Linked DNA regions of Homo sapiens: all the other regions are linked to region 3. The links are chromatin contacts, found by Hi-C or POLR2A ChIA-PET in ENCODE. All regions are on one chromosome and are shown on one strand. Each heading gives the region's core, a stretch centred on a gene start or an enhancer-like site at or near the end of the contact. The rest is flanking DNA. Distances are from core to core; before and after follow the strand shown. Region 1 holds the start of ZNF589 (zinc finger protein 589). Region 2 holds the start of QRICH1 (glutamine rich 1). Region 3 holds the start of KIF9-AS1 (KIF9 antisense RNA 1).

The links. Hi-C counts contacts between places; a loop is a spot of excess contacts on that map. ChIA-PET counts read pairs that join two places held with the same protein, here RNA polymerase II (POLR2A). Pooled maps may share reads with other maps.
Region 1: a loop to region 3 is called in a map of naive thymus-derived CD4-positive, alpha-beta T cell, with 10 times the contacts of the local background. The contact joins the promoter of ZNF589 here to the promoter of KIF9-AS1 in region 3. A Hi-C loop is called at or near these places in 1 of 168 maps with a recorded cell type or tissue (naive thymus-derived CD4-positive, alpha-beta T cell) and 6 of 50 pooled maps. POLR2A ChIA-PET finds 5 or more read pairs at or near these places in 1 of 52 experiments (activated T-cell).
Region 2: a loop to region 3 is called in a pooled map, with 17 times the contacts of the local background. The contact joins the promoter of QRICH1 here to the promoter of KIF9-AS1 in region 3. A Hi-C loop is called at or near these places in 10 of 50 pooled maps. POLR2A ChIA-PET finds 5 or more read pairs at or near these places in 2 of 52 experiments (CD4-positive, alpha-beta memory T cell and activated T-cell).

What each region holds. Positions count from the first base shown.
Region 1 is chr3:48,238,241-48,243,249 of GRCh38, forward strand. ZNF589 (zinc finger protein 589) reads left to right here and starts at 2,864. Exons shown (of 4, transcript NM_016089.3): 1 at 2,864-2,974. The coding sequence starts at 2,932. RefSeq lists enhancers at 2,019-2,313, 2,631-3,548, 2,739-3,033.
Region 2 is chr3:49,090,887-49,095,665 of GRCh38, forward strand. It overlaps QRICH1 (glutamine rich 1), which reads right to left and starts at 3,185. Exons shown (of 10, transcript NM_198880.3): 1 at 3,026-3,185. RefSeq lists enhancers at 2,309-2,821, 3,190-3,309, 3,420-3,759 and a silencer at 2,820-3,069.
Region 3 is chr3:47,161,889-47,166,401 of GRCh38, forward strand. It overlaps KIF9-AS1 (KIF9 antisense RNA 1), which reads left to right and starts at 2,482. Exons shown (of 7, transcript NR_033373.1): 1 at 2,482-2,709. It overlaps SETD2 (SET domain containing 2, histone lysine methyltransferase), which reads right to left and starts at 2,225. Exons shown (of 21, transcript NM_014159.7): 1 at 1,966-2,225. The coding sequence starts at 2,036. RefSeq lists silencers at 1,518-1,827, 1,878-2,627, 2,678-2,727.

The DNA of each region.
Region 1 (5,009 bases), core at 1,614-4,113, 1.1 Mb after region 3:
CCTGTAATCCCAGCACTTTGGGAGGCCGAGGCAGGCCGATCACGAGGTCATGAGATCGAGACCATCCTGGCTAACACAGTGAGACCCCGTCTCTACTAAAAATACAAAAAATTAGCCGGGCGTGTTGGCGGACGCCTGTAGTCCCAGCTAATGGGGAGGCTGAGGCAGGAGAATGGCATGAACCCGGGAAGCGGAGCTTGCAGTGAGCTGAGATGGTGCCACTGCACTCCAGCCTGGGCGACAGAGCAAGACTCCGTCTCAAAAAAAAAAAAAAAAAAAAGAGTAATTCATGCAGAGCCGGCTGTGCGGAAGACCAGAGTTTTATTATTACTCAAATCAGTTTCCTCAAAAACTCAGAGATCAAAATTTTTAAGGATAATTTGGTGGGAAGGGGGCCAGTGAATCAGGGTGCTGATTGGTTGGCTCGGGATGAAATCATAAGGAGTTGAAGCTGTTCTCTTAGGCTGAGTCAGTTCCTAGGTGGTGGCCACAAAACTGGTTGGCAGGTCCAGCTGGGGCCGTTCAGTTGTCAGAAATGCAAAAATCTGAAAAGACATCTCAAAAGGCCAATCTTAGGTTCACAATAGTGATGTTATCTTTAAGAGTAATTGAGGGCTGGGCGTGGTGGCTCACGCCTGGAATCCTACCACTTTGGGAGGCCAAGGTGGGCGGCTCACCTAGGTCAGGAGTTTGAGACCAGCCTGACCAACATGGAGAAACCCCGTCCTTACTAAAAATACAAAATTAGCCGGGCGTGGTGGCGCATGCCTGTAATTCCAGTTACTCCGGAGGCCGAGGCAGGATAATTGCTTGAACTCGGGAGGAGGAGGTTGCAGTGAGCCGAGATCGCACCATTGCACTCCAGCCTGGGCTCAAAAAAAAAAAAAAAAAAAAACCAACCTTGGCCGGGCGCGGTGGCTCACGCCTGTAATCCCAGCACTTTGGGAGGCCGAGGCGGGTGGATCATGAGGTCAGGAGATCGAGACCATCCTGGCTAACAAGGTGAAACCCCGTCTCTACTAAAAATACAAAAAATTAGCCGGGCGCGGTGGCGGGCGCCTGTAGTCCCAGCTACTGGGGAGGCTGAGGCAGGAGAATGGCGTGAACCCGGGAAGCGGAGCTTGCAGTGAGCCGAGATTGCGCCACTGCAGTCCGCAGTCCGGCCTGGGCGACAGAGCGAGACTCCGTCTCAAAAAAAAAAAAAAAAAAAAAAAAAAAACCAACCAAAAAAAAAAAGAATCCAAAAATATTAGCGGGGTATGGTGGTGCGTGCTTGTAATCCCGGCTACTCAGGAGGTTGAGGCAGGAGAATCGCTTGAACCCAGGAGAGGGAGGTTGCAGTGAGCCGAGATGGCACCACTGCACTCCAGCATGGTAGACAGAGTGAGACTCCGTGTTCTTTTCCCTAAAAAAAAAAAAAGAGTAATTGGGGAAGTTGTGCTTCAAAAGAGTAATTGGGGAAGTTGTGCGTCTTAGGGCCTCTGGAATAATGGCTGGTAATATTTAGAATTCCAGCCCTTCTCATCCTAATTTGGTGGCTGGTGGCCTTTCATTCATTTTACAAGAACAGTTTAGCCCTTGGGAAGGGCTATTATTTAAGCTATAAACTGAATTCCTTCCCAAGGCTACTTTGGCCTATGCCCAGAAGTGGACAAAGACAGTTTAGAGGTTGAAAGGAAGATGAGGTGGGTTAGATCTGATATCTTTTACTGTCATTGATAAGGCTCTGATGACTGGAGGAACACCAGGGTCCTTGGTCTCTGATAGGCTTAATAACACAGACACACGTGGAGTGGTTTTAAGGAGCGAAAAGTTTAATAGGCAAGAAAGAAGGAAGGAAGACGAAAACAGCTCCCCCATACAGAGACAGAGGGAGCGGGGATTCCAACAAAGAGAAAGCGCCGTGTGCGGAAAAGTGGCTGCTTATCTGAGGATGCTGGAGGAGGCGGTGTCTGGTTTCCATAGGGCTCAGGGGATTAGTTTGATCAGATGTGTCATTTATGTGGCAGCCAAAAACCTGGCCCTCCCACCCTAGCTTTTTAATATGCAAATGTAGGGCTCCATGAAGTTCTACACACGTGGGAATATGTGGGGGGTGGCCATGTTGCCAGGCACATGTCAGGGCAAAGAAAAGGACGGCGGGAATCGCCATGTTTGGGTGCGTCCAGTTTCTAATGGCCTGTATTTCCATATCAAAGCTTGCCATCCTGCTCTAGGAGCCCAGGCTTTCCTGCTAGACAAGAAACCTTTCTGGAGCTGCTTTAAAAGAAACAAAAACTTCCCAAGGACCCCTTTCCTTCTCTATCTGCTTAAAATAATTTCTTAATAACTCCTATAACATCATAATTTCCTTAGGTATAATTTTGCAAAGGCGGTTTCAAAAGCTCTTTGGGGTCCTCAGTAATTTTTAAGAGTGTAAAAGGATTTTAACAACAACAAGTTTGCGAACCACTGTCCTTGAGAAGCTCTCCATGGATGCGCATGAGTCTGTCCAATTGGAGTCCTGGTGTATTTCTACATTAGATACCACACAGCAGTGAACACACAATGAACAGGTCAACACGTGTCATTATAGAACTGCGCAAAAGAGCTAGTAGCAGGCATTGTAAGTGTATTTATATAATGTTTACAACCATGGAAAACAACACTATATTTTGCTTATGGGTACCTGTGGTAAGCACAACCCCAAATATTGCGGCCGAGGGGGACCTAGAAGGTCAAAGTGCGCCTCAGCATTTTCTCTCGCCCTGCACAAGCCGCATTTCGCCCCGAGAACTACGCTTCCCGGCAGGCTGCGCGCCGCGCGGTGACGCACTTCACCCAGTCCTGCTTCTTTCTTCTGGCGCCGCCAGTGGCCCGCGGTGCGCATTCTAATCCGTTTCACACACGGTGCTGCTACCTCGTTTGCTTCGTGCGTGCGTGCGCGCGCAGATGTGGGCCCCGCGGGAGCAGCTACTGGGCTGGACTGCGGAAGGTGAGTCGGGGCCGCGAGATCGCCTCCCCCATTCGGTGCTCCAGCCGCAGGCGCCGCGCAGGCGTCGGCCGTATCCACCAGGGATGCGCGTGGGGTGCGAGCTGTGTGAGGCGCTGACTACCCCTACAGCGGCTCTTACTCCCCTGGGGGGCCAGGTTCCTCCCTAGGTGTCCCGTACAGTCTCCACGGTGCTCACTCCACGACTCTTCACCGGGCATCCTGCACTTGTGCACTCCGGCAGTCATTGGCCATAAATGGCTGCTGAGCATTTGAGATGTGTGGAGTGCAACTGAAGAACAGCATTTTGTATTATTATATTATATCATATTTATTTTGAGACGGAGTCTCGCTCTGTCGCCCAGGCTGGAGTGCAGTGGCGCGATCTCCGTTCACTGCAATCTCCGTCTCCCGGGTTCAAGCAGTTCTCTGCCTCAGCCTGCCGAGCAGCTGGGATTACAGGCGCCCTCCACCACGCCTGGCTAATTTTTGTATTTTTAGTAGAGACGGGGATTTCACCATGTTGGCCAGGCTGGTTTTGAACTCCAGACCTCGTGATCCGCCCACCTCGGCCTCCCAAAGTGCTGGGATTACAGGCGTGAGCCACCGCGCCCGGAGTATATTATATTTTTATATTTTTTGAGTCGGTCCGGAGTGCAGTGGCGGGATCTAGGCTCACTGCAGCCTCCGCTTTCCCAGGCTCAAGTGATTCTCGTGCCTCAGCTTCCGGAGTAGCTGGGATTACAGGCGGCGCCTCACCACCCCGGCTGTTGTATTTTTAGTAGAGAGGGGATTTCGCCATATTTGCCAGGCTGGTCTCGAACTCCTGGCCTCAAGCAATCCACCCACCTTGGCCTCCCACAATGTTGGGATTACAGGTGTTAGCCACCCCACCCGGCCCAAAAGACTTTTTTTTTGGAGACAGAGTCTTGCTCTGTAGCCCAGGCTGGAGTGCAGTGGGCGATCTCTGCTCACTGCAACCTCTTTCTCCCAGGTTCCAGCGATTCTCCTGCCTCAGCCTACCAAGCGGCTGGAATTACAGGGACACGCCACCACGCCCGGCTATTTTTTTGTATTTTTAGTAGAGGCGGGGTTTCATCATGTTGGCCAGGCCGGTCTTGAACTCCTGACCCCAGATGATCCACCTGCCTCGGCCTCCCAAAGTGTTGGGATTACAGGTGGGAGCTACCACACCCGGCCCCAAATGACTTTGGATGTAACAACAGGAACAGTCTAGAACAGGGCTGGGCAAATTTTTTTCTGTTTGGTTTTTTTAGAAACAGGGTCTCCCTATGTTGCCCAGGCTGGTCTCCAACTCCTGGGCTCAAGGGATCCTCCCGCCTCGGTCTCCCAAAGTGCTAGGATTATAGGCGTGAGCCACTGCACCTGGTCTTGCAAACGTTTTCTTTTAAGGGCCAGGTGGTAAATGTTTCAGGCTTTGTAGGCCACACGGTCTTTGTTACGACTAGTGGTCTGCTGTTGTGTGAAAGCAGCCAAAGACCATAGGTAAACGAATGAGCATTGCCGTGTTCCAATAAAACTTTCTTTATAGACATTGAAATTTGAATTTTGGCTGAGTGCAGTGGCTCACGCCTGTAATCCCAGCACTTTGGGAGGCCAAGGCAGGAGGATCTCTTGAGCCCAGGAGTTCAAGACCAGCCTGGTCAACATGGCAACACCCCATCTCTACTTTAAAAATAAAATAAAATAAAATAAGCTGGGTGTGGTGCCGTACACCTGTAATCCCAGCTACTCTGAGGCTGAGGCGCAAGAATTGCTTGAACCTTGGAGGCAGAGGTTTCAGTGAGCCGAGATCGCATGACTGCACTCCAGCTTGGGTAACAGAATGAGACTCTAAAAAAAAAAAAGGAAATTTGAATTTCATATATAATTTTCATTATTATGAAATATTCTGTTTCTGATTTTTTTTTCAGCCAATTAAAAATGTAAAAACTGGCCCAGCATGGTGGCTCACGCCTGTAATCCCAGCACTTTGGAAGGCTGAGGCTAGGATCACTTGAGCCCAGAAGTTTGAGAC
Region 2 (4,779 bases), core at 1,935-4,434, 1.9 Mb after region 3:
AAACATCTGGAACAAAATGCAGTACAACAGAATAACAGAAAAGAACAGGTAATAGGCCAGGCGCGGTGGCTCACGCCTGTAATCCCAGCACTTTGGGAGGCCAAGGTGGGAGGATCCCGAGGTCAGGAGATTGAGACCATCCTGGCTAACAGAGTAAAACCCCGTTTCTACTAAAAAATACAAAAAATGAGACAGGCATGGTGGCGGGAGCCTGCAGTCCCAGCTACTCCGGAGGCTGAGGCAGGAGAATGGCGTGAACCCAGGAGGCAGAGGTTGCAGTGAGCCAAGATTGCACCACAGCACTCCAGCCCGGGCAACAGAGCGAGACTCCGTCTCAAAAAATAATAATAAAAATAAAAAGAAAAGAACAGGTATTCATGTAACACCTAATTCTAAGGCTAATTCAGAAATCAGAGACCCTTACAGATCAAGAGTGGCCATTTAAAAAGCAGACAAGAAAGAAATATGGCACATGAAGTATAAACCACAACTAATTAAACTAAAAGAAAGCATATCCAAAAAAAAAAGCATATCCAAAGTAAGGAAAGACATCCCTGATTCTGAAGCTGCCTTAAAGAAAGGCAGCCACATCCAGAGCCCCTGACTTTGGTTACTTTCCTAGAGCAATTCAAATTTACAAGAAAATTAAACCACTATTTGATCTTTAGTTTGAAATGGCAACATAAGCTGGAGAGAGGATGTGGAACTGCAGAGGTTCTCGAAGAGTTATAGGAAAAATTCATCAGAGAGGACCCGAAGGAAGACATCTAATAAGTAAATCTTAGTTGACAAACTTGGAGAAAAAGTATTTATAAACACCAATTTAAAAGGAAGATCTCAAGCTTAATAGTTAAAAATAAAGATAACCCAGAACAAGCAAGCCTAAAAAATTAATCAAAATTTGGTCGGGCGCGGTGGCTCACGCCTGTAATCCCAGCACTTTGGGAGGCCGAGGGCGGGTGGATCACGAGGTCAGGAGTTCGAGACCAGTCTGATCAACATGGTGAAACCCCGTCTATACTACAAATACAAAAAATTAGCCAGGTGTGGTGCTGCATGCCTGTAATCCCAGTTACTTGGGAAACTGAGGCAGGAGAATCGCTTCAACCAGGGAGGCGGAGGTTGCAGTGAGCCGAGATCACACCCCTGCACTCCAGCCTGGGTGACAGAGTGAGACTCCGTCTCAAAAAAAAAAAAAAAGTCAAAATTTTAAGTGTATCCTAGAAAAACTTTACAGCTTTTCTTTGAACCATTTAGGTCCGTTTAAAAGCTGAGCCTGCAAACGCTTAAATCTGCGGGTTCCACTGACTTATATCCTAAGAGGAGAAAACTGAGCAAGTAGCGAACTGTGGCTGAATTCAAAGATGCCGTTCTCCCACATCTTCATTTTACAGCACCTAATAGTTTCTGGAAGACAGCACCCAGAATTGACAGGATTTGTAATGCTTCAGTATTACCAGAAAAAAAACTGTGCACAGATACTTCCAGGATATGAACAATTTTAACTCACCAGTCACCATGTTGCATGTATTTCTGCTGCTTGTCCTGAGTTCTTAAGACTTCTAATATTCTGAAGAAGATAGAACAAAAAAGTTCCTTCCATCCTCAGCCTCTTTTTATTAATAATTTTAACTTTGTTCTTAAAAACAATACAGTACATTAGAAAGAACTACCCCACCATTATCAAATTTGATGGCTAATTTTACTTCCTCTTAGCTTCCTATTCCTTAAGCTTAATTGAGCAAGACTGTAAATCAAACTAGCAGATGTTTTGTATTAGAAAAAAGAGGTGCCTATTTCTCTAGAACAAACCTAGAACTTCCTTGACACCAAAACACAGCGGCAGGGTCAAAAAAAGAGCTGAAAAGGACTGAAATCCTACACCAAAAGTGACTTTTACAGTGATACACTATCAGATTTTAGTAATTTCTGCTGGGATTTCTGCAATTTCAAAAAAGGTAAAGCACTGATTCTCAGGTTGTTCCATTTTGTTTAAGGCCAACTTTTTGGCTGAGGCAAAGGTGGGCCTTTAATATAATAAAGTAAGCCCCTCCCACTTACGCAAAAGAAAAGCTGCGTTTAAGGATTTAAACTGGCATTTTAGAGCTCGGAGTTCACATGGGCCACATAAGCGAATTCCCTTCCGGAGCGCACAGAGGTGACGTGTATGAATTACGCTTATGGACGTATTAGTTTCTAATGAAAGATAAGCAGGTACCACTCAAGGGCCTTCTAATATTAACCTTCCCTGCCCGGCAGAAAGCCCAGTACAAGGTGAGGAAATCCGAAGGGGCTCACTGCCCTCTCAAACCAAGAGGGCTTGGTTTCCGAAGCAGAGAAACACCCTACCCAAGCACCCGCACCGTACTTGGGCCTCAAGTAACGGCATTCTTCGAGGAGAACGGGCAATCTCGCCCCCCTCACAGAGGAGCGGAACCGCAAGCCAGACAGCAAAGCTGGTTGGTTTCTCTCCAGGCCGAGGCCACGGATGCCCGGGAACGTCACCAGACCAGAAAGGACCCAATCCTCAACCTTCCCAGCGCAACGAGCCGCGGCCGGCCCTCTGCTCAGCAGAAGCCTCCTGCGCGCTCTCGAGGCAGCACCGCCACCCGATATCAGAGCGCGCGCCCCAAAACTGGGGGTCGTCACGGGCGCGCGCTCCAGAAAGCCGCGGTTGCCCACGGGCCACAGCTCCTAGAGCAGAGATATCCGGGCCGGGAACGCGCACGTCGGCGGCCACGCGCACCGAGAGCCGCACAGCGCGCGCGCGTAAAAACAGGCTCAGCCGCGCGCCCGCACCGGCGCGCCATCTCGCGCCGCGCCCACCCAAATCCCCGGGCCACCCCTCCCCCATCCACAGGGCGGGGTGCGCTAGCCCAGGAACGTTTTCGGCTCCGGAGCCGCCCCGAACTCTCCAGGGCCCAGCGGTAGTGGCCCGCCCGCCCCCGCCCGCCGTTGTGTGGGGTGGGCCCCCCGTCTCAGGCCTACAGCTTCGCCGCATCCCCACCCGCACTGGAGCCCTCACCCGGCGACGTCACTGCCGCCGCCGCCGCCGCCTCCGCTGCACCCGCCGGCCCCGCCGCACCGCCAGGGACCCTGGTTCTGCCGTCGTCGCTCCAAGACCGACAGGGTTTTCTCCTCACAGCTCCCTGGGCGCCATCTTACATTCAACCCTCACAGCCAATAGGAGCCGATTGCTCCTCTCGCGATAATCGGGGCGTCGGATCCCGCGAGATCTGGGACTGCCTACCGGCCAAAATTAAAGTGAACGCTTCAGCAGGGGAAGGTGGCCGCGCTTCTGGCCGCTAGAGCGGATAGTGGATCCTAGGGTATGGAGCGGCTCGCTCCGCCCATGGACGCCTCTCCATGTGGGGCGGAGCTAGGGCCGTGGCTTGGCCTAGTAGTGGAGTCTCGGAAGGCTAGGGCTCCAAGCTAGCTCTTTGGACCCACCTTCCGTCGCCCGCCAGAGCCTCCTTTGGTCGAGCACGCCCACGCGGGGCGGGGCCTGGCCAGGCTCGGCCTCTCGCTTAAGGTGGACCCCACAAACTTCTGTCCTGGGCCTGGCGTCCCCAGCCGTGCCCTGCCTGGGAAGCCTCTAGGTTGCTCACCTCCTGGAGGAGTCAGCATCTGGTACTCCCGCTGTCTGCTGCCATCTGAGTTCAGCCTTCCGCAGTTGGGTCCACCTTAAAGCGGGCCCCCGGGTAGCCTAGTGTTTGTATACAGGGAAAATGTGGAAGGCGTTAAAGCTGCAGGCACACTCGGGCCTCAGCAGCAGCCTACACTGCCCCCAGAGGGCTTCCAGCCTGCTGTAGACTCTTTTTGCCTCGGAGCTTTTGCCCTTGTTCCTCTTATCCTGGCAAACTCCCCGTAGTCTTTCGTGATTCCCTTCAGAAGTCACTTCGTTAGAGTAATGTTTTCTGAGGCCCAGGCTGGGTCAGGAACCTCTTCCAGTCTTGCACAGGCCCCAGGGAGACCGCTCCCATACAGTGCTTGGTCACCCATTTCCCCTCCCGTGAACTTGGAAGGCCACCACAGCACGTATGCCCCATCTCACTTTGCCTGGCACGTAGTAGGCACTCAAAAATTATATGCCGAATGGGCCGGGCACGGTGGCTGAAGTCTGTAATCCCAACACTTTGGGAGACCGAGGCGGGTGAATCACCTGAGGTCAGGAGTTTGAGACCAGCCTGGCCAACATGGTGAACCCCGTCTCTACTAAAAATACAAAATTAGCCGAGTGTGGTGGTGCATGCCTGTGATCCCAGCTACTTAAGAGGCTGAGGCAGGAAAACTGCTTGAACCTGGGAGGCAGAGGTTGCAGTGAGCTGAGATCACACCATTGCACTGCAGCTTGGGGGACAAGAGTGAGACTCCGTCTCAAAAATAAAAAAGAATTATAGGCTGATTGGGCGCAGTGGCTCACGCCTGCAATCCCAGCACTTTGGGAGGCCGAGGCGGGCAGATCACCTGGGGTCAGGAGTTCCAGACCAGTCTGGCCAATTTGGCAAAACCCCGTCTCTACTGAAATTACAAAAATTATTCAGGAGTGGTGGCGCCCGCCTGTAATCCCAGCTACTTGGGAGGCTGAGGCACGAGAATCGCTTGAACCCGGGAGGCAGAGGTTGCAGTGAGCCAAGATTGAGCCACTGCACTCCAGCCTGGGCTAGAGTGGAACTCCGTATCAAAAAAAAAAAAAAAAAATTATATGCTGAATGATCAGACTGGGAGCTAGGCCTCTCCACACCAGCAGAAACAAACCTTTTAGATCCCTCTGGCACA
Region 3 (4,513 bases), core at 1,232-3,731:
TGACAGAGTGGGACCCTGCCTCTAAAAAAAAAAAAAAGGAAAAAATACACGAGAATTTAAAAATATATAATCACTGTTAGAAATCCAAAGCAGTGGATTTCTACTACATTAAAGCAATAAAAATAAAAACTCCAAAACATGTAAAACCATAAAACATTCTTGATTCCTTCCCCACTCAGGTCTACCAAAGATGCACTTCTGAGTCCATTTTCCCACATATTATGAAAAATTGTTTTTCCCCAAGAAGTGTAAGGATGTGATCCTTAAAGCTTCCGGACTTCACCAAACAACCTGGTAAAAGGAAGTGAAAGCAGGCACTTAGCCTATTCAGGGGTTAGCATGTTACTTTGTACAGAGCAAGTGCTATATAAGCATTTATTGAATCGTGATATAAAATTTTTTTTGAGGTTTTTCAAACTAAAAACCTATAACATGAGCTTTGTAATTGGACTGATGGTGCAGTAAATCAAAACAATCTTACCTAACTGACCCTGCCAGTAGCAAAACAAAAAGACCAATCTAATTAAGGTAATGTTAACCAATGGCCAAGAACCCATGAAAGGAAAAAGCCATGTTAACTTACTATTGCAAGTAAGAGTTGGGTTTTTAGAAAAGCAAAATAATGATTTATCTTGTTGTGCAGAAATGACCAACACCTCAACAGAATCCGTTTGTGTTGCAATCAAAACTATCAATTAAGATCCAGACATTTCTGGACCAATGTGAGAAGATGTGGCAAGGGATTCAAAAACGAGCCAGAGCAAACCTAAGGTAAAATGTGTCAAAACAGCAAAGCTCTTGGAATCATCCTGGTCATAAAAGTTTGACAGTTTCATGTGAAACCCCTATCAACCGATAAGTTTTAAATCAATAGTATATTCCTAGGTCTAACACCAGCAAACGGTGTTTAAGAACGGCTTTTCAAAACAATGGTCTCGTGAGGGTTCAGGGAAAGAAGTGACTCCAGGCTTTCTGAGATAGCAGATACAGCAGCAGATTCAGACCTCAAGAGAAATGTAAAGGTGTCCTAGACTGAAAAATTACTATTGGGCAAAACTGTGTGTCGGTTTTCCACAACATTGTCTTCTTTAGAGAATCCTCAAACGATTCTTGGTTTTTAACCAAGTCTTCACAAGAAATAGAAAGTCATCCGTTTAGGGTAAGAGATTCCTGTTACCAAGAAAATTGTGTCCGAAAGTGTGAAAATCTCACAACCTGCAAGAAAATGTATGTCCCTCAGGAGGCTTTCATTTTCAAGCGGAAAAACAAACCCGGTGTCACCTCAACAACGGGACCACACAAACCTCGCCATTACAAAACCCAAGTGCCAAAGGTGCACAATGTGAATCCGGAAGCACTGCAAGGCCAGGATCGAGTTCCCAGGAGGAAAAAATCAAACTCAGGAGTGCAGCGCGGGCCCCTCCACGGCCCGGGGGCCAGGCAACCCGCGCTAGGCCCTTCCGGTCCGAGGCGCCGCCGTCGCGGGGAGGTCGGGCGACGGGTCGAGCTTCCACCCGAGCCCGGGGATTCGCGGCCTACCCTCACCGGCGCCCTCTTGCCGGGCCCGGCACCGGCAGCTCCTCCGACTCTGCCCTTTGGCTAGCAGCGGGGCCCGGACGAGCCACGAGGAGCCCGAGAGGACCGCCGAGCCCCGGGATGGCCGGGTCGGTGCGGACACGGCGGTAACCGTAGGGACCGTGGCCGCCCCTCCCCCACCGGCCCGGCCCAACCGCCGCCGCGACACGAGCAGCGGCGCCAACGCCGGGCCCAACCGCGGGCCTGCTGCGGCCCCGGCCAAGCGGCTCGAAGTGGCGGCGCGGGCCTGCTCCCGACACCGACCGCGCGAGGCCACCGTGGGCCTGTTACTCCTCGCGCCGGCCCGCGCCGCCACCCGTCAGGACGCGCCGCCCTCGGCTGGGGATAAGGCGGCCGACAGCAGCGGGGGGCCGCGGAGCTGATACTTACTCAGGGGTCGGGTGCTCCGGGTCGTAGAAATCCCCCATCTTCGGAGGCGGCTGCGGCTGCAGCTGCTTCATCGGGAGCGGCTGGAGACGGCGACGCGAGCCCCCTCCCCGCAGCAGGGCGACGCGGGGGAGGGGAGGGGAGGAGGCCGCAGGTCCGACCGCGGCGGCGGCGGCGGCGGCGGCGGCGGCGGCAGGGGCGGCCCGCGTCGCTACCTCGCTCGTCGCTCCCTCCCTCCCTCGGACGCCCGCCAGCCGCTCTCTCCCTCTCACCCTCACACCGGGAGCGACGCACACCCCACCCGCCCCTCAGCTTCGCAGGCCCGGCCCCTTAAAGAGACACACACGGGCCACCGATCTGCCGCCAGTCGGCGTGCCTTGCAGCTGTTGGCTTGACCCCAGGCCGGGACGGGCAGAGCGGAACACTGCCCGGCGGGTCCAGGCCGACCGTGCCTGTGGCTCTCCGGAACAATAAACCCCCGGCCCCAGTGATGTGGGCCAGACCGGACCTGGAGAGGCGGCACCGCGACCCCTCCCGCAACCCGCCTGGCGGCCGGGGGCAGCGTGACCCGGCCCGCTACCGTGTCACAGCTGGCGACTGACAAACAGCAGGCGACGTCGGGAGAACTCCCCGAGACACCCGAGACATCAGCCTTCTCGCTCCGCGGCCCTGCAGGACCTGCCCGCCGGGAGCCCCGGAGTCCGCGGCAGCGCCGAGGGCCCCTCCCCCAGGCCTCTGGGCTCTGAGGTAACGCGGCCGCGGCTGCTCCCGGGCCCCTCGTCCCACTCGCCCCTCTCTTTTTTATTTTTCCTCGCCCTCTCTCTCCCTTGCCCGTTCATCTCGACCCTTTAGCAAGCATGGAAGCCCAGCGAGGCGGGGGATTGCTCGGAGGCCGAGCTCCCGGCAGCCTCCTCCGCCTTCCTTCCCGCTGTGCCCTCGGGGCTCCTACCTCCACCTCGGCGCGGCGCTCTGCCCCCACCCGAAGTCTCCAAGGCGGCAGCTCCCCTCTCCTGTGTGGTTCTTGGGGCCTTAGAGGCAATGTCATGAAAAAAAGGGTATTAATCACTTTCCTACAGAAATGATAAGATGAGACTAAGTAGAATAACTTGAAAGAGCTACGAGTTGTTATTTTTGGAAGGAGAGATAGGAACGCGTAAATCCAATAGCTAAACTTTCTAGACGCTGAAGAGTTTTTGGCGATAGATCATTTTGACATTGGGGGTTCATAGGGTTAGCGTTTTTTGTGTTGTTGTTGCTGTTGTTTTTCCACTAGAATTTTGAATCGGATTTTACCAGCAATTGGTAACGGAAAGGAAAGGATGTGTCTTCCAATTGAGAAACAGTGGTTAAAAACTGAAAGTGGGCCGGGCGCGGTGGTTCACGCCTGTAATCCCAGCACTTTAGGAGGCCGAGGCGGGCGGAGTAACTGAGGTCAAGAGTTCCAGACCACACTGGCCAACATGGCGAAACCCCATCTCTACTAAAAATACAAAATTTAGCCGGGCGTGGTGGCGCACGGCTGTAATTCCAGGTACGCGGGAGGCTGAAGCAGGAGAATCGCTTGAACCCAGGAGGCGGAGGTTGCAGTAAGCCCAGATTGTGCCACTGCACTCCAGCCTGGCGACAGAGCAAGACTCCATCTCAAAAAAATAAATAAATGAATGAAAATAAAAAATAAATTAGCTGGGCGTGGTGGTGCGCCTGTAATCCCAGCTACTCGGGAGGCTGAGGCAGGAGAATCGCTTGAACCCAGGAGGCGGAGGTTGTAGTGAGCCCAGATCGCACCATTGCACTCCAGCCTGGGCGATATAGCGAGACTCCGTCTCAAAAAAATAAAACAACAACAACAAAAAAAAACTGAAATATGATACGAAAGAATAAACATCCTTCAGTGGTTAACTTTTTAAAATAGCCTTTATATGTATGTAGGCTACAGTGTCTATTAGTGTTTTATAATCATTGTTTTTCACTTAGGGATTATTTTGGCTTTTGTTTTTTTTTTTCCTGGTACCTTTAGGGTTAGCATGGAGGTCCAGGGTCCATCTGACTCCCTAGGTTCGAATCTCCCAAGGCCATTTTTTTACACACCGTGATTATTACTAATTTCCCTGTGGTTTTTCTCATTATAAAATGAGAATATTGCTGCCGACAGGTCTTCTCATTATTGTGAGGATTAAATGAGCTATTTGTTAAAGGCTTAAACTTTCAGTAAACGTCAGCATTCTTCAGCCATGATAGTGCAGAGTTTAAGAGGTAGCTCTACCTGGCATTGTGTACCAGGCACTTTCTAGCCCTGTGACATTGGGATGCTTGCTTCTTATGCTTCCCGTGCCTCACCTGTAAATGGGGTATTAGCCACTGTGCAGAGAATGTTGTGAACATGCTTGCACAGTGCCTTTCATTGAGTAAGTGCCCAGTAAGTGTTATCTTTTGGGCTTTGAAAGAATAGATTGAGGCCCTGTGCCTTAGATGCCACATAGGCAATTGGGAGTCACTTGACCTTGGACAGGCAGGAAAGGACAATTTTAGGTGGAGGTGGTTGAAACAATGT